Linked DNA regions of Mus musculus: all the other regions are linked to region 1. A link is a loop called in an ENCODE intact Hi-C map of the cell type or tissue named here. Cell type or tissue: heart. All regions are shown on one strand. Each heading gives the region's core, and the rest is flanking DNA. Links, peaks and the distances in the headings are about the cores only.

Region 1 (3,548 bases), core at 383-2,882:
ACCATAGCTCCCAACTCTGACTATAGCTAGGCTTGGTCGCTCACATCTATAATTTCAACACTTGGGAAGTTGAGGCAAGAGGATCTCTGTGAGTTCAAGGCCACCCTGAACTATATAGTGAGTTCAAGGACAGCCTGAGCTAAGACTGGGGTCCTGTTTCAAAACAAAACAAAGCAAAAACGAAACAGTGTTGACAGACTCTGAGCACACCAGCCACATTTCTCAAATCTCCATCATCTCCGCCTGTCAGCCAGCATTTATCTCCCTCGCTTGAACCCAAAACCGGACTAAAAGAATACTTGGGCCCCTGACTTCATTTGATCCCTGTCATAAAACTGTGTGGGCAGGATACATGGAGTTATCCACATCTGAAAATTGAATGTGAATTCCAAGGGGTTTCTACTGAGACAGTCCATGAAGCAGACACATCAGAGAAGCACCAACACGTGGTTTTCACACTGTAGATGCCACCATTTGGGACTCTGATAAGTGGGGCTCACATGACCATCACTGAGCCATCTCATTTCCTCAGCATATTTCTAAAACTCTGAGCAAATGAGTGGGCAGAGAGGCAGATCGCGTACGCTCAGAATTGCCTGCCAGGTTCCCTCCACCTTCTGTGACTCCCTCTCAAAGCCCCAAGTTCATTCAAGGAAACTGACACAGACATCGTGGCGCACACCTTTAATCCCAGCACTAGGGAGGCAGAGGCAAGTGGCTATCCTGCTCTACAAGGCAAGCTCCGGGCCAGCCAAGGCTAATAGTGAGACCCTGTATTAAGAGATAAAAGAAATGGGTTGAATTCTGCTTCTGCCCATGTTTGTAGTAAGTGCATTATAACCTTGTAGCCATAGGCGTTGTAGAAACACGGTCAGGTAGGTGAGGCGGTGAGCTGTGTAGAACCCTAGGCTTGGGCACATTAAACCTGCAATGCTGTGACCAAGCCTGTATCCACGGAGTAAATCACCTAGGAGAAAGAGTCCAGGCTCCCCACAGAGTCAGGAGGACCACTGTCCCTGATTTCTACAGACTCTTCCAACACAAGACTGGAAAACTGGCAAAGATTTCAAAACATTTCCCTTGAAACTGACATGTCACAAGCTGAAAAAACACCCGGGGTGGGGGCGGAGCCTGAACAGCTCAGAGAGTCATAGGACACTTAGTCACGTCATGCTGTCATGCCACAGCAGAGGACCCCAGGTGAACCTGCAGACTCAGGTAGACCTTTCCCTAGATGGGGAGAGAGTCATGTTTCATCCACTTCTACAGCACACAAACAGCAACTGGAGTTTCTCCCCACCCCCTTAGAGGCTGGTTGCTAAGGCATGCCTGGGGGCCTTGCTTTGACCTCCAGGCAACATCCTAGAGCTGGGCCCGCCTCCTGCCTGAGTCTCTTGAAAGCTAGATCTTAAGGGTTGGTCCATCCCTTAAGCTCAAACCTGACACTTGGGACTGAGGACATGACAGTGCCACCCCCTTGTGGTCGCATCTGGAAGTGACAGTACCCCATATCTGAATCTCTTGCTAGGGAGAATAAGACTGTCTGAGGAGTCCCTCTACTGGTAGAGTCTGGGCAGGACCTCTTCTGTAAGGCCCCTCTGGTCTGGCTGGCCACCCTCTCTCACCCTGCATCAACTCATCCCCCTGCATCAGCTGGACAGTGTTGACAAGCAGGGACACAGCAGGGGCCATGGGAACAGAAAGAAACTGCTGCTAGTCTGTCTTCTTTCTTTTTGTAACCAGGGCCTGATCCCTTTGTCCTTCCCTCTGTCTCCCTTTTTTTTAATATCATGATGAGGTTAGAGGAGAGGAGCACGGAACAGTGGTGGCAAGTGGGGGTGGGGATCATACAGGACCATACATGACACTCTAGGGAAGTGTGGAGAGAGGAGGGTCCCCTTCCTTCAATCCAAATGTGTGATGGAGGACAATGGCCTGGCCCCATCACCTGGTCCCATCATCTGCCTTACCTCCCACACCACAGCAACCACACCTGCTATGTGGCTCATAAGAACTTGGTAAGAGGTAGGGAGAGGCAGGACCCTAGAGCCACAATGCTATAATGAACAGGGAACAGGTATGAACAGAGGACAGAAACCAGGCATTTGGCAAGCAGTTGTGAGAGGAAGTTGGATTTAATGACATGGAAGGAAGAGGGCCCAGCAACAAGCCAGGCTTTTGCCTCCCCAGCCCTCCCTGGGCTTCCCAAGCTGCCTCAATGGGATGTTATTGATTCGGGCACGTCACAATGTGTGGACCACCCTGGAATAGGGGCATCAAGATAGGAGGTACCCAGTTCAGAAGGTGAGTCCCAAATACCCCCTTTCGTCTTTCTGCCCCACCACAGAGGGGTAGTTCCGCCCCTCTGCCTCTATAGCTGCCCCCACAGCCAGGCTCACAGGTGTGTCAAAGGCCCTGGCCCTAGCAGTTAGACTCCAGTTCTGTGAGCCTGAGAAGGGATGTCATCGGTGTCGCAGGAGCAGTTGGCTCTGGTTGGTTCTTCTGGGGAAGGTCTTCAGCCGGGCACACGAGCTGGCGAAGTCTCTGAAAGAACAGGTGTCATTGTAAGGGATGGGTGTCTGGCAGCATCTCTCATTACAAATGTCTGTCTGCCTTCTCTGCTATAGTCTGCTTCCAGTTGCCAACCCCATAGTCACAGCTTGGGTCTTGCAGTTATCCTGTGTCCCTTTTTAAGACTCCCAAGTACACGTCCTCTGGATTTCTGGTACCCACACCGGACTGGGTAGTCCCTTTGTACTCCAGCTCCTCACCCCCGCCCCAACCCACCCCCCGTCAATAGCAACCCACCTGCCATCCAGTGAGGTTCCCATCCCCCACTGCTTTCCTCCTACCTCTCTGAGTGGGCCCTTGAGAGTCCTCAGCTTGTAGATGCTCCAGGCAGGAATGCAGATCATGGAGGACAGAGCTAGGAGCCACCCTAGGGCATCCCCCCACCATGGGTACGTGTACTTCTTGTTGTAGGTCAGTGGCGTGTATTTGATCAGGGAGAACAGGAAGGTCGCCTGCAGTAAAACGGAAGAGGAAGAGGTTTTGTTGGAGCCCCATCAGCCACCCCACCCCCACAGCTGCCCGGTAGAGTTTGTTCTCCCAGCATGCCAAGGTGCTTATCTAGGTCAGTCAGTCGCCAAGCTCCACCCACATTCTGCTCAAAATCCATTCCTGGGTAGCATGTCCAGGGTACACCCTCTGTCTCTCTCCTCAGTCGCTCTAGTAAGGACTTAATTGTGTGCCATCTCTCGCACCAAGAGTCCCAATGCTCTGAAACATCCTAGCTGGTCTGAGTATTTCCCATCTTGAGGCTGTTTGTCTGTAAAGTAGGTGTAAATCTTCCTCCCATGAGATGCTGAGATGGTGCTGATACGGCCCGTGGGTCAGGCTCTCTAGGGACTGTCTTCTGTGCTCACAGGCAGGATTCTGAGCAGCACTGTACGCCAGTCCTGCCTAGGAAGTCAGCCTCACGCTGTACTATTGGTCAACTCCTCTGACCATGACCTGAGCCTGGGCTAATCCCTCTGAGAAAGGGAAGG
Region 2 (3,548 bases), core at 630-3,129, 140 kb before region 1:
CAGCAAATAAAGGAAGAAAAAAAAAAAAACTATGCTATGTCTGTTGTTGATACCACTCCAAAATAAAAAAGAAATTAATGGTATTTGTAACGGAATGGAGGGACCACATACATATCAGACACAAGCAAGTATACATTATGTGACTTCGTTAATATTAGATTCCACAACAGGCAAAACTAATGTGTGTTTAGAGGAAGCAGATGAGTGCTTAGCTGGGGCTGGGGACAAGAAGTTGAACAGAGCAGAGGGGTGCTTATTACACGTAACAGTTTTTTTGTTTGTAGTGATGAGCGATCGGGTGTATACTGTCAAAATCCACGGAGCTGTGTAGTCAGAATGAGCGCACACTGTTGCATATGAATTATTACTCCAAATACCCTGAGACCTCATTTCTAGAGAAAAATCTAGCCCTAGCAGCCTTCCTGCCTTAATTTTCCTCCTGGCTGACCTAGTATAATGCTGCATCTAGTGGATGTTATGTGCAAAAACTGAAAAATTAACAGATAATTCCATGTTGATTCATGTCTCTGAGCTTCCAGGAAAACCCCTCCCTCCTCAAATGTTAATTCTTCCAAGAAGCATTCCGGAGATCCCCAGACTGGTGACTCCTACAACACTCTGATCACAGCTCTGTCTTACTCCCACCTTTCAAAATTAATTATTAAGTCTTTGATCCACTGCTTATAAGCTACAAGAAGCCAACAAATCCATCCTGGTAGTTTTTATTATATCATCTCCTAGTCCAGTATTTACTAATTGCATGTGCTTCCTAACTGTCAAAAAGAATGGTTGCTTCAGAAGGTTCTGGAAGCGGGAACCTCAGAGGTTCTATTTGGTTTCTGTTCCTGTCAGAGAGGTCCAAAGAGCCATGAGATCTCATTTCCAGAGAAAAATCCCTGCATGTGCAGCCTTCCTGCCTTAACTTACCCCCGCCAGAACTAAGCAACAGACACACGCCTTGTTCTCTAGGGTCTCATAACTGTTCACGGACATCCTACAGAGCAAATTGTTGAGCATCAAAAAGGCAGGTGTGTCTCCTCCCTAGAAGGTCTTAAAAATGGGCCCTGCCTCTGAGGTGCCTAGATACAGGAAAACGTGACTGTGACCTTTTAGAGCTGGGTGCCTGTACTTCTCTATGTCTTTGGCAGCTTCCTTTATTCTTCATCTTTCTCTGGCGGCTTCCTTTTTGTCTTAGTTCTATAGCACTTTCCCAGCGCTTCTGCTTGGGTTGGCTCTTCCTTCTTCCCTGGTAGGACTGATCTCCATCCTGGATTTTCATAGAGTATTTTGCTCGACCCAGCCTCTTCCCCTCTGCTCCCCATCCCCACCCGCCTCTCCTACGCCCCCGCGGGAAGCAGGGTTCCTCACGAAGCCCAGAGGTGGGAGGTGGGCCCTGGCGCCGGTCCGCCCCTCAGTGCGTGTGCGAATGCCTGTGTGGCGGTGACGCGCAGGCGACGGCGGGAAGGGGAGGGAGAGAGAGGGAGGGAGGCCACCGACCGCCAGAGCTGCTGGGCTGCTGGGCTCCTGCGCGCTCACGCTCCCCGCCGCCCGCCTAGGCGCAGGCAGGGCGCAGGCGGCGGCGGGCGGCATGGAGAGCCTGCTGGAGAACCCGGTGCGCGCCGTGCTCTACCTCAAGGAGCTCACGGCCATCGTGCAGAACCAGCAAAGCCTCATCCATACCCAGCGCCAGCGCATCGATGAGCTGGAGCGGCGTCTAGACGAGCTGAGCGCGGAGAACCGCAGCCTGTGGGAACACCAGCAGTTGCTGCAAGCCCAGCCTCCGCCTGGGCTGGTTCCCCCGCCGCCGTCTGCCCCACTGCCTGCTCCTGCAGTCACTGCTCCGGCCGCCGCTGCGGCCCAGGAACCGCTTCAGGACCACGGACAGCTCATACCCGCTTCACCGGAGCCGCCGCTTCAGCACCACGGTCAGCTCCTGGCGCAGCCCCAACCTGCACCCAGCAGCAGGGTTCAGACTCCTCAGTCGCCCCACCAGCACCCGGTGGCACCCGGGGCCATAGCTGACAAGGAGAAGGAGCGTCCCTCGAGTTGTTGTGCTGCCGCGGGAGCCCTGCTTCAACACGCATCCCCCGCCGCCCTCGGCAAGGGCGTCCTGAGCAGGAGACCCGAGTGAGTGGGGACAAGGAGGTGGGAGAAGCAAGTGGGTGTGAGGAAATGGGAAATCTGTGTGTAAGAGTGAAGGACTTGAGCACTGTGAAGTGAAGCGGGCAAAAATGCCTTGGGTAAAAAAATGTGTCAAGGAGAGTCCCGCAAAGGAGGGCTTGAGATCCGCGTTGGAAGGTCTGTGGTGGTTGGAGCCAAAGGAAGTATTTGGACCATCTTTGGAGCAAAAAATGAGAGGAATGGGCTTTAACTGGTTGGGGATAATGATAACTTCCAGAAATTAAGGGAGATAAAATTGGGAGGAAGTTGGGGGCAAAAAAATTAAGCCAAAGCAGGGGACCATTGAAGGATTTAAGCTAGGAAAAATTCGGAAGTGAGTTTGCATAGTACAACTGTTTAAATAAAGAGTGAGACACCAAAACAGACTTGATCAGGAAGTTTAAGCGCTTTATAGGGGCTGGGGTCCAGCAGCAAGGATTAGAGTGGGTAGGATAAAGCAAAGGACAGGAGGTGGGGGGGGAACGGGAACAGGCAGGGGAGCTGGATACAGGAAGATGAATGGTGGGAGACAGCGCTGCCCAGGGGAAGGAGCTGGCTCTTTATCTGATGCAGTGGGAGTCAGAGCCAGGAGTGGCTCACTTGGGAAAGCTTTCTCCCTTCTGACCCAAGTGAACATCTTTATGCTGAGCCTCTATAGTGCCAAGGCATACGCAGAAACAACCCTCCAGACTCCTGGATGTCTCTGTTTCAGCTTGAGGACTCACCTGGCTGGAGCTCTCCACTGACTCAGAAGCTTATCTGGGTTCAAATCATGGGAAGAGAACAATGAGATCAGAGACAGCTGGAAAGCAGTTTCTTGAATGTAATGCCTCTATAAATCTCTGTGGTGGCCTCTTATGGCAAGCCTTGTTTCCCTTTGGTTATTAGGAAACCTCATCTTGGATTCCAGGAGAAATATTAATTGTCCCCACGCAGAGTCTAGGGCCTCAAGATTTCTTTTCACTTGTGAGGTCCATGGTATAGGAATGTGGGAGGATGAGATAAAGGGGGCTGGAACGTTTTCTCCTCTGTATTGAAAGAGCCTGGCGATGCTGTCAGTATTGCTTCTTTTTAGACAGGCGAGAGAAGAACAGCCCCGTGGCAATCAGTACCTGGTTAGCAGTGGCCTTCATGGTGTGATGCTACAGGAGAGGGAGGGGCAAGTGAGGAGAGCCGCCGAGTGCCTCATCTCTATTTGCATGTGCTTTATGTCTGGAAGACACTTGTGAAGACTGGCTGCATCACTTAAAAGCTCACCTCTTCTCTGCCCCCTACCTCACTTTCCTCTCCCATCAAAGTGGAGTTTAAAAGGTGAAGTAGGCATGCTTGATCACAGGGTAGGTTTGGACAGAAGCACAGAAGCTCAGGGATGACCTGGCTTGATAGAC
Region 3 (3,548 bases), core at 630-3,129, 150 kb after region 1:
GAGGGGGTAGAGCCGAGAAAGTGTGGCCTTCTGGATCCGGCGGAAGAGCTGGGTCAGCTGGTAGAGGAAGGGCAGCGAAGAAGGAGCTGCTGTAGGGAAGGGAGAGACCATCATGAGTGTTCTTCCCTCGGCCCCTCCATGGTAGCTAGAAAACACATCCAGGCCTCCTGCTAGTCACAGCCTCTCCAACAACAAGGAACTTCTCTTTCTCTAAGAGGTTTTCTCCACTTGAATTACAGTAACTTTAAATATTCTAGGGAGAAAAAGTTCTGATTTATTACATCTTAATCTTTCTGATAGTTACACAGCCACGGGTGACTCTGAGAAGTCTCCACTATGTTTCCGTCTTGGGTGTGTCTCAGGTGTGTCTTGCTTTCTTCCAAATGCCTCTTTCTTAACTCGAATGCTTAGGCCTTTATTAAAATTTGTAATTGGGGCTGGAGAGATAGCTCAGTAGTTAAAAGCACTTGGTGCTCTTACAAAGACCTAGGTTCAGTTCCCAGCACCCACACTAAAGGCTCACAACCCACACTAAAGGCTCACAACCCACACTAAAGGCTCACAACCATTTGTAACTCAAGTTCCAGGGGATCCAACACTTCTGGCTTCCAAGAAAACCAGGAATGCATATGGTGCACACACATACATATTTTTTTAAGTCTAAAAAAAAAAAAGTCTAGTAAGCCTCAACTCTACTTCCCGAAAGAAATAACTAATACCACTGACAGCAGCGGCTGCCGCGGGGAGAGCCATCTGGAACTTTCACTACACTTGCGCCTTTCTTTGCTTTTCAGGTTGGAGCCCTGTGACAGTTTTACCACAAATTAACTACAGTGAACATAAAGAAAACTCTACCATTTGTTTCGTTTCCTTGTCTGGATTATAGACTTTAAAAACAAACATACAGGAAATACATATTTCTACCTTTGTGTTGGTTTGACTTGGGGAGGTTGGTTTACTTTGCTTGAGACGGGGTCTCATGTAGCCCAGGCAAGGATAGCCAAGCTGAGCCTTCTGCTTTCTTCTCTTAATGCTGGGACTTCAGGCGTGAGCCACCTCGCCAGGTTCTAGGTGGTGCTTGGGAACTGAACCCAGGCCTTAGTCCATAGCAGGCAAGCGTGGGTCTGAGCTCAGCCCTGGCCTCTCAAGTAAGGAATGCATATTTCTTTCTTAAACAGAAAAAATACCCCAGCACCTTAGAAAGCTGGGACAGGAGCCCCAGCTGGGACTCGAGGTTGAGGCCAGCCTGGGCAAGGCCATGGGACACACACAGACCTGCCCCTCTAAATGGAGGGAAGCAGCATTTAGGGCCAAGGAGATGGCTCAGTGGGTAAAGCGCTTGCCAGTATGAGGCCCTCGTCTTAATCCCTGGTGGCTGTCATGATCATTGCCATCATTGTCATCATCATCATCTGGAGTAGCCAACATCAACCTCTAGCATGCAAGCATGTGAACATCTGCACTTGCTGGTGCACTCTTGCACACACTCACACACTCACATACACGTGGGAGCAGGGGGAAGAAAGAAAGGTGCTTATTCCTCTAAGGCTGGGGAGGAAACCCAGTCCTTCATACGTGGACGTATGCCATATGCTACCTAACTCTCACCCCAGCCCTCCACACCTGTTATTTTTCTTTAAAGTAACTGACCTCCTTCTCCCAAGTTCCCTGCACCCAGGTGAGGAAGCTCTGAGCTGCTCAGTACACACCCAAGTTTGAATGGCTTTCTTCGCCACTGTTTAGGAGACCCGGGTTAAGGGGAAGTCTTATCAAGTATGCAAAGCAGAGAGTCTGGGACAGCCAGGAAATCACTTCCCTTTGCCAGCTTCCCACTTGGGTGTGTCTGCCCACCCGTCATTTCTGCTCTGTCACTGGAAGCTGCTGGTGGCTTTCCTGTATAACCAACAGAGCTGTCCAGAGGGGACATTCCTGCTCAGGGTCCAACAAAGGCGAGGGGAAGTGAGGGAAACAGGTACCTAAAGTTAAAGGTGGCAGCTTTAGAACCAGGCAAACTGTGAGGCTCTGGTCTAGTTGCTCTGGTAATTAGATTTCTCAACCAACGGTGAAAGAAAATGAAAGGTTTCTCATTTCTCCTTGGTTTTGAAAGTTGCATAATCCTGTCCTACATCTAAATTCTTGAGAAAAGTAGTTAACCACCCCCAGAGGGTAAAGCAGAAGCCGGGCTTGGTGATGCACTGGGGAGCCCGGCATCTGGGAGGCAGAAACTCCACGCTATGCAGCAAGACTTTTTTTTTTTCTAAAGTGGGAAAGGATGTTTCTCGAATGGCAGTCACCTAACGGTGGCCCAGTGTCTCCGAATCAGAGTGACCACTACACAGGTGTTTTTCCCCCAAGTCTCACCTCCACCTCACAGTGAGGCAGAAGAGATTAATCACACAAAGGCTCAATTTTCAGGGAAAATTCTATAAACCAGAATATCATTTAGCTGTTTCAAAAATTTTCCCCACATCTTCTAAAATGCATCAGACTTCCATTTACAATTTCAGGGTCACGCTAGCCAGAAGACGCTTGGATCAACACACACTGTTCTAGGTGTTACCTCCAGGAAGCTCCCGTTTTGTTTTGTTTTGTTTTGTTTTGTTTTGTTTTGTTGTGTTGTGTTTTGTTTTGAGACAGGGTTTCTCTGTGTAGCCCTGGCTGTCCTGGAACTCACTCTGTAGACCAGGCTGGCCTCGAACTCAGAAATCCACCTGCCTCTGCCTCCCAAGTGCTGGGATTAAAGGCGTGCGCCACCACGCCTGGCTCCCATGCCTATTTTACAATAGCTGATCAAAAGCCAGAGCCTCTCCAATACTGCTCTTCGTGACATGGCCTTCGGTGGACACAAGCCGGGGCTCACCTGTGGAAATCTGAGTGCACGGGCAGCCAGAAGCCCCTCATGAGAGAGGAGGCAGGCTCTGTGGCTGTGTAGCTTGGGCTAGAGGGAGCCCAGGGAATTGAGGACAGGAGAAGCACTCGGGAGAGCAGGCTAAGGCCTGTCCAGTGAGGTTCTGTGATGGTTCCTTGTGGGACAATCTCCCTTACTCACAGATAACTTCTTCAAGAGAAAACGGTGGGGAGGGAGGAGGAGGAGGAACAGGGAGAAGGAAGCTTCTTAATGTTACATTCTGACTAGAGGTCGCCCCTAGACGGAACAGTGCCTGGGTGAATCCATCAGCATGCAGGGCGGCAAGGAAATGTTCTCCAACTGCTCTCTAGGTTCTAGGCCTGGTCCCTGCTCCAGGGGAGGCAGACTCTTGTTCTTTGTGGAGGAGGCTCAATGTCACAGGAGGTGGCTCCCTCCCAGGCCGCACCTGCTCCCAGGGACCCTGCTGCCACAGCCCTTCACTCACCTGGGTCAAACCGTAGAATCAAGAGGCAGAGGATCAAGGCAGCCAGGAGGCCCTTTCTGAAGGGCTGCGAGAGGAGGTGGCTCACCACGGAGCCCCAGAGCCGGCGAAGCAGCATCAGCAGCGACAGCAACTTCTGGGAGAACGAACCTGGCCGGGGGACAGAGCATCATGGCAGGGTGAGTCAGGCAAATCAGA

Evidence for each region. A loop is a pair of places that touch in the nucleus more often than their neighbours do. Peaks named below come from ENCODE experiments on the same cell type or tissue, not always from the same donor. Only the 100,000 strongest peaks of a DNase experiment are listed, where the experiment ranks them.
Region 2: a loop joins it to region 1, with 2.4 times the contacts of the local background. A loop is called at or near these places in 2 of 42 quality-filtered maps.
Region 3: a loop joins it to region 1, with 2.4 times the contacts of the local background. A loop is called at or near these places in 3 of 42 quality-filtered maps.

What each region holds. Positions count from the first base shown.
Region 1 is chr6:121,336,290-121,339,837 of GRCm38, reverse strand. It overlaps Slc6a13 (solute carrier family 6 (neurotransmitter transporter, GABA), member 13), which reads right to left. Exons shown (of 15, transcript NM_144512.3): 14 at 2,853-3,023; 15 at 2,117-2,544. The coding sequence ends at 2,422. Among named protein-coding and RNA genes, the nearest start is that of Slc6a12, 4.5 kb to the left of the region's middle. In heart, for the core only: a CTCF peak has its summit at 1,511 (motif pointing left); a DNase peak (open chromatin) is centred at 1,497.
Region 2 is chr6:121,471,604-121,475,151 of GRCm38, reverse strand. It overlaps Iqsec3 (IQ motif and Sec7 domain 3), which reads left to right and starts at 1,474. Exons shown (of 14, transcript NM_001033354.3): 1 at 1,474-2,127. The coding sequence starts at 1,589. In heart, for the core only: no CTCF peak of the experiment used is centred there; a DNase peak (open chromatin) is centred at 1,931; H3K4me3 peaks cover 970 bases; H3K27me3 peaks cover 2,090 bases.
Region 3 is chr6:121,190,053-121,193,600 of GRCm38, reverse strand. It overlaps Pex26 (peroxisomal biogenesis factor 26), which reads right to left. Exons shown (of 5, transcript NM_028730.6): 4 at 3,354-3,500; 5 at 1-89. Among named protein-coding and RNA genes, the nearest start is that of Pex26, 8.2 kb to the right of the region's middle. In heart, for the core only: no CTCF peak of the experiment used is centred there; a DNase peak (open chromatin) is centred at 1,835.